2 separate regions of the Homo sapiens genome follow, and region 2 is linked to region 1. Evidence: chromatin contacts called from ENCODE Hi-C or POLR2A ChIA-PET data. All regions are on one chromosome and are shown on one strand. Each heading gives the region's core, a stretch centred on a gene start or an enhancer-like site at or near the end of the contact. The rest is flanking DNA. Distances are from core to core; before and after follow the strand shown.

Region 1 (3,626 bases), core at 348-2,847:
AGAGCAATGCTGACGTGGTGTCGTGGTGGAAGATAGAATGGAGGCTCCACCTAATAAAAAGAAAGGGCAAAGTTCAGGGTATATATTCTAGAAGAAGATGGGAAAACTTGGTTTTTGGTGAAGGGGTTGGTTTTCTTAATTCTCTTTGGCTCACTTTCTAGCCAGTCCACACAAGAACCAGATATGTGGCATACTGCAGATAGGGCAACATTTTTAAGTTCCAGAATGTGACCTCCCACCATGTGCCAAAGCAAGTTATTTGTTACCATGTCAGTCTGCAGCACTGTTTGTTTCCAATGGTACATGAGCTAATACCTTGGCTTTATTTATTTATTTATTTAAGTTACAACCTTTTGGATACTTATGACATGCTGGGCATACTACTGAATTATTTTATATGAATTAATCTAATCAGATTCTTACAAATAGCCAACGAAGAAGCAAAGTTATCACATATATTTTATAGATGAAGTTTGAGAGGCTAAATTCATGTCCAAAATTATGTAACCAGTAAGTGGCATGGTTGGGGTTTAAACTCATGTCTACCTGACTCCAAAGCCCTTGTACAAAATCACTGTGGTCTGAAGACTCTTATGTAGGTTATAGCTGAGAATCCCTGATAACCATTGGGAGCAGCTTGACTCACATATTTATTGCTTGTATATTCTTTGGGTTCAGTTTAACTTTAACTTTGGCATTCCCTTCACAATTCTTTCTTTTGTAAATAGACTATAAGCTCTCTGAGGTCAGCAGCCAAGCCCTTTCTCTAATCTCCTAAATGTCGATGATGTCCCTAGTTTCTATGTGGAGTGTTTACTTTTGGCATCATGCTTCTAATATAGGGTTAAAAAAGGCTGGCCAGCTGCTTTCTGGTTTTCATTTCATACATTAGATGAAAGCCGTGGGGGATTTTACTTGTCTTTACAAGTTAATTCTACAGGATTCACAGTTAAATTTCTGTTTCTTTGAATTTATTGGTGGATCCACTTTTGTTTCCTACTAGTACATTACCTATCTAGTCTATATCCAACTGTACAGAAAAAAGTAAACCGCAAATGAAATTTTATTATTATGTATTAAACAGCATCTTTGGAGCAGTCTATATTAGGAGGTGTGTGTCAAATTCTGCTCATCTTAGGACCCTAGACAGTTCCTCTAAGAGAGCCTGCCACCCTTCGCTTACAAAATGCAGACCCTGAGCTAAGAGGTGGTCTTGGGCAAATCAGGCAAAACAATTCCTAAATCTAAAACGTTTATCAGCTTTTGTTTTTTTTTTTCCTAAATGGAGATAAAGTTGGAAGTTAAAAGCAAAAAAGAAGGATGGATTAAAAAATATTTAAATAAGATGCCAAGTAACATGAATTGCCTGAAATAGACTGTTTCAGGATAAAAACTGTATCTTGGCCTTAATGTGTCTTGTGCCATTTATTAAATCAGTTCTGAACTTTGGGGACTCCAGACTGTTATTAAAGAGTTAATAACCAAAGGCTTCAACGTCCAGGATGTTGTGTGGGTCAGTGTATCTTGCCAAGAGGTAACATCAGCCAGTGGAATCAGTTGGGCTCTCCGTCTGGCAGATCTGTCTCTTTCAGCTGCTCCTCCTCCAGTTTCTAGTCTTGGAGTTCATATACAGTAAATCTTTCTCTTAATAAAGCCGTTTTTCAAATCTGACTTTGGACTAGGGACTGCTTTTTCTCCAAATGCAACAGCTGTTAAACATGGTGCATTGGGCACGGTGTATATCTCTTTGTTTAGTTTTGGGTTTTTAATATGAGCAGAGACATAAAGGAGTGGGAGGACTCTATCGATTTCTTTCTACCCATGAGTCATCCACTGGGTTTGGAAATAAGGCCTCCAGCCTCAAAAGGCTTCTGGGCTCCCTGGGCTTCTCACCCTTAAGGATGAAGCCTATTGTGCCCTAATAACCAGTACAGGATTCCCCCCCTTCTTTTGGTGAGATAGAATTGTAGAGCTCAAGGTGTCCGCCAGCAGAGGCCAGACCTTTTGGCCCCTATCTGTCCCATTTACATGGGGAAAAGCATTTTTGCCCCCTTGCTCTCTGGTCCTTCTGTCACTGTCTCTGTTCCCAATGCACTAGGGAGCATTAACTCCCTGAAGGGGAAAAAAGTTCACAAAAGAAATGAATTATGCATATGGAATTCATTTCCTTGATGAATAGGGAATCTGAACAAACTCCATGGCTGTTTGATTTTAAGGCAGAGGAGAAGGGGGGCTTAGGGCTAAAGAGTATAGTGGGGGGTGATCAAAAAGAACTTGGAACAAGAGAGGTGGGAGAAAAACCATGGCAGGAGGACTTGGGATGGAAATATTGAGGACAAAGTAAGGGGACCTTTGAAAATAGTTGAGGGCCCATTATTCTTGCCAACACGTACACACAGATATATACCTCACTCCCGATTAATGTGCAAATTTGTCCCCAGGGAAATTGGAAATGGTAATGAGATTATACTGGGCAGAAATGACAACACTAAGGTGATGTGACCGTCCTGAATTAAAGTTTTTCAGTGATTTTTTAACTTTCTTCAGTCCAGGTTAACAATGGGCGCTTTGAATTTTGAGGCAGGAGTTGTGTGATAGGTAAAGAACTGCATTGAGAAGTGGAAGACTTGGATCCAAGCCTCAGAAGACACAGACTGTGTGACTGTGGGCAAGTCACCTCATCTTTCTGTCTCAGTTATCTCATCTATAAGTGGGGATTATGGCAACTGCCCTGGGGAAAAAATTATAAGGGCCAAACAAAAGTGCTTTTATGCATAACACAAGATGCGAATCTGAAGGGATTTTATTTTTCTCTCTGTGCCTCCTTTTCTTGATGGCATTTTGGTTATTCAGACCTAGTCTTTTCAGCAAGTCAGAATTTCTTTGGAGCAGAAGAATGAAGGGGAAATTGATTCAGGAGCAGCATGCTGGTTAAAGGAACAAAGAAACAAGTGAAAAATCCCATTTTAATCCTCACCGCATCTATGTTATGAAAACCATTTAAAATAATCAATCTGATGTTTTTGGCAAATTTAGGTACTGAATCAGTAGTGGTTACTGCATAACTAGTTTGATCAACAGTAGGAAAGCTTGTCATTGACAGCCACATACATTATGGAATCAACTAGAGGGTGGTTTTTAGAGCTTCCCTTGTAGGCTGACTACCTAGAAGAGGCAACCTCTGACCTGGCTGCCAAAGACCTGTGGATGCTTCTGATGGGGAGATATGGCCAAACCGACCCCTTACTTCTAATTGTGCTCCATTATTCCTTGTTTCTGAATGCAAAAAAGACTTGGGGACACCAAGTCTTCAGGAGAGATAATAGGTAGAAAGTCACACATACCTGTGTACATTTGTTAGGATATGTCCCTGCTCGTTGAGAGGAGAGAGTTTTTTTGATAGTTATGGGGTCTTAAATCCATTTCAGGATTGAGTAGATTGAGCAGGTCCAACTACCGCCATGTCTCTTTATTTTTCTCACCACCCAATTTCAGTACATGCAGTTTTTCACAGAGGTGTGTTTGCTTTACAGCAAATCCTTTTTAGGGGTCAGGATGTGTAGTGGAATGCCATTGTATCCTTTAGGACTGCCCACCGCAAACACATGCTGTGCACTCATACCTTT
Region 2 (3,457 bases), core at 864-3,363, 310 kb after region 1:
TCTTATGTTGTGTATTTATAAACCACTTTTTGTGGTTATAGTTATTCTTAATTCTTTTGTCTTTAAACTTTTATACTAGGGTTAAAAGTGATTTATACACCATCTTTACAGTGTTACATTATTTTGTATTTGTTTATATATTTACCTTTACCATGGGCATTTGTGTTGCTGTTCAGCACTCTTGTTTCAACTTGGAGAACCATATTATTTTTTGTAAGAAAGGTCTAGTTTTGATCAACTTGCTTAGTTTTCTGTTTCTGTGGGAAAATCTTTATCCCTTCTTCATTTTTAATGGATAATTTTGCCAGGTATAGCATTCTTGGTTCGCAGTTTGTTTTTATTTTTCTACTTTCAGCATTTTGAACATCATCCCATTCCTCTCTGACTTACAGGATTTTGGCTGAGAAATCTGCTGATAGTCCTATGGGGAGTTTCTTGTATGTAATGAGTCACTTTTCTCTTGCTGTTTTCAGAAATATTTTTTGTCTTTGACTTTTGACAGCTTAATAATATTGTATCTCAGCATAAATCTCTTTAGGTTGTATTTATTTGAGATTCTTTGGGCTTCATGAGTCTCAATGTACATTTCCCCTCCCAGATTTGGGGAGTGTTCAGCCATTATTTCTTTAAATAAGCTTTCTGTGTCTTTCTCTTTCTTCTGTGCTTTTGTAAATCTCACAATGTATATTTTGGTTTGCTGGTGTTCAATAGGTCTCATAGGCTTTTTTCACTCTTTTTCATTCTTTGTTGTTGATGTTGTTCCTCTGACTTAGTAATTTCAAATGACCTGTCTTTGAGTTAACTGATCCTTTCTTCTGCTTGATCAAGACTGCTGTTGAAGTCTCTGCTGAATTTTGTAGTTCAGTCACTGTGTTCTTCAGCTCCAGAATTTCTGTTTGGTTCTTTTAATGGCTTGTAGCTGTTTATTTCTTTAGGGTTAGTTACTAGAGTTTTCTTTTGTTCCTTTAGTGATTTTGGTTCCTTTTGTTCTTTAGTGGTACCATGTTTCCCTGATCCTTATAGCCCTGAGTTGGTGTCTGTGCATTTGAAGAAGTAGTCATCCTTTTTCAATCCTTGCATACTAATTTTGCCACAGAAAGCTCTTCACCAGTTAGCATATCCAGGAGTTCTAGATGGGCCAACTGGTGGGATCTGTGGGTAGGTGGGCCTGGTGTTGGGGTCTATGGGCAGGTATGTCTTCTGCCAATGTCCATGGGTAGGCAGGCATGGTGTCAAGATCTATGAGGGTAGACCTGGTGCTGAGATCCAGTGGGGTGGTCCTGGTGCTGAAGTCTGCAGCAAAGTCAGACATTCCCTTTATTACTTCTTTCCCCACAGGAGAACTGGTGGGCTGAGGGGACCTCTTTTGGTGCTGTGCTGTGCAGTGCAGGCTTTGGGGAGGGGCAAAGAGGATAAAGTAACACTGTTCTTCTAACTTTCTCCAGGGCATCTTTTGTGGTTTCTGGGTTCTACTTCAGCGTTATAACCTTTCACCTGGGTTACAGAACTCTCATTATCATATTTTTGGTCCATGGATAATTGTTAAATCAGTGTTTCTATGGGGAGATGAGGTCTGGAATCTCCTGTTCCACCATCTTGATGTCATCACTCCCACCACTATTTTTAATACTCTAGTCTGGACACTACTTAAGTGCCTGTTAACAACAGAATGGGTAAATACATTGTTATTTATTCATACGACATGCTAATGCCAAACAATTTATAATTATATATAAAAATATAGATGAATATTACAAATATAAGATTGAGAACAAAAAGGCCAGAAACAAAAAAGAATACAAACAGTATGATCCCTGTTATATAAAGTATAAGGGAAACATTACTCTCTAGTATTAGACATCAGGAGAGTGGTTGCACTTGGGGCAAGGTAATAAATAGAAAGGAACAGAGGAGATTTTTCTGAGGTGCTAGTAATGTTCTGTTTGTTGATCTAGGTGCTGGTAACATGATGTATTCAGTTTATAAAAACTTATCTAGCTCTGTTTTATGTACACTGTTCATTCAGTGGCTCTCCCTGTCTACCCTTCCCTGACATAAACATTCCATCCTGAGGCCAGTGTACCAATGGCATTACTACAAGTCTTACTCTTATCCTGCTTCTGCTCAGCCTAGACAGCAGACATTTGTCCTGTGTCGATTCTTTCAAATCCTGCTCTTGGATATAACTAATCTAACAAATTACTATGAGTTGAAGAGTTAAGAACTGATAATGACTAACTATGAAATGTGTCTTTTTTCCCCCCAGATGACAATGTTACTTTAATTTTGAACTTTTCTGTCTTAAACTTTAGAAAAGAAAAATGGGAACATGGCTTGTTGTTGGCTGGCCACTAGGGGATATGTTTTTGGGAAGGTAGCTGTGGCTGGCGTTCTTCAAATCATAAGACCCAGGCAACTAATCATTCATAAGCCTGTCTTGACCATTTTGTGAATTCTCTAGGGCTCTCTTCACAGTTTAAAAAAGGTTATTAGATCTTTTTTGTCTTAATGATGATTACAACTTCTAAATCATATTCTTGTTTATTTCTTCAAAGCCTCTTGTTGAAATTACACTGACTTAATAAACTGGAGATTCTATTTGGTTTAAGCATGAAACATTTGCAGCTCAGAAACTGAGAGAAGAACTGGTTTTCATCAAGTTCTCCACCCTAGTCCAAATGGCAGAGGGACATGTTTTGACCAGTTCCCATTTGACGTTTCTGAGTAATCAACAAATCAGACAAACCAGAAGGGTTTATTAGCACTTTGTTCTTTGAGGCAGAGTGGTGAATAAATGCCTTTTTCTCTTTGGAAAGAAATCTTACTAGTAACCATAGCAATAATAATTCCATCTCCAAGTGAAAATTATTATTGTTATCTTCGTTGGCAGCCCCAGTTTCTTTCCTGTCAGAAGTAGACAGAAGGCAGACACTGTCTTGAAGTCTATAAAAGGCTCACCTAAGCAGGATGGGGAGCAGCTGTTTTCTCTCTCAGCTGAGAACAGAACAAGAGAATAATGGCTTAACCGTAGAATGAGGGGCTTAAGCTAGATATGAGGAAGTGGTTCCTGGCGGCGTGCTGGATAGGTTGTCATGGGAGTTTACAGAATCCTTTTCTTTAGAAGCCTTTAAAAATAGCTTAGATAATCTGTTCATGGAATGGCAGATGTATATTCTGCTTTGCCTGTGTCCACTGCACATTTAATACACTCTTGTATGTACAGCCATGTCTTTACTAGACTCTGAAAGCAAAGGCTACTGAGCAGGGCTCTTGTCCACCAGTACCAGACATATATCATGGGCTCTGGAAATGTGAAGGAATGAGTAAAGCTGAGAGTTTGGATACAATGATTTAGCAATGATCAATTATAGCCTACTAGTTTGTGGCTAGTTAAATATTGGCCCTATGGTTATTGTCCTACAATCATTTAATAAAACAAAATTTAACCAGATGACAC

What was found. Hi-C counts contacts between places; a loop is a spot of excess contacts on that map. ChIA-PET counts read pairs that join two places held with the same protein, here RNA polymerase II (POLR2A). Pooled maps may share reads with other maps.
Region 2: a map of sigmoid colon shows a loop between it and region 1 (2.7-fold over the local background). The contact joins two enhancer-like sites. A Hi-C loop is called at or near these places in 1 of 168 maps with a recorded cell type or tissue (sigmoid colon) and 3 of 50 pooled maps. POLR2A ChIA-PET finds 5 or more read pairs at or near these places in 1 of 52 experiments (T-cell).

Annotation. Positions count from the first base shown.
Region 1 is chr1:164,643,299-164,646,924 of GRCh38, forward strand. The region is part of intron 2 of PBX1 (PBX homeobox 1); the gene reads left to right. Among named protein-coding and RNA genes, the nearest start is that of PBX1, 86 kb to the left of the region's middle. Within about 2 kb of position 1,598, at least 6 of the 41 ENCODE cell types and tissues checked have a DNase peak (open chromatin) inside an H3K27ac peak, as active enhancers do.
Region 2 is chr1:164,947,905-164,951,361 of GRCh38, forward strand. No RefSeq gene overlaps it. Among named protein-coding and RNA genes, the nearest start is that of PBX1-AS1, 170 kb to the left of the region's middle. Within about 2 kb of position 2,114, at least 2 of the 41 ENCODE cell types and tissues checked have a DNase peak (open chromatin) inside an H3K27ac peak, as active enhancers do.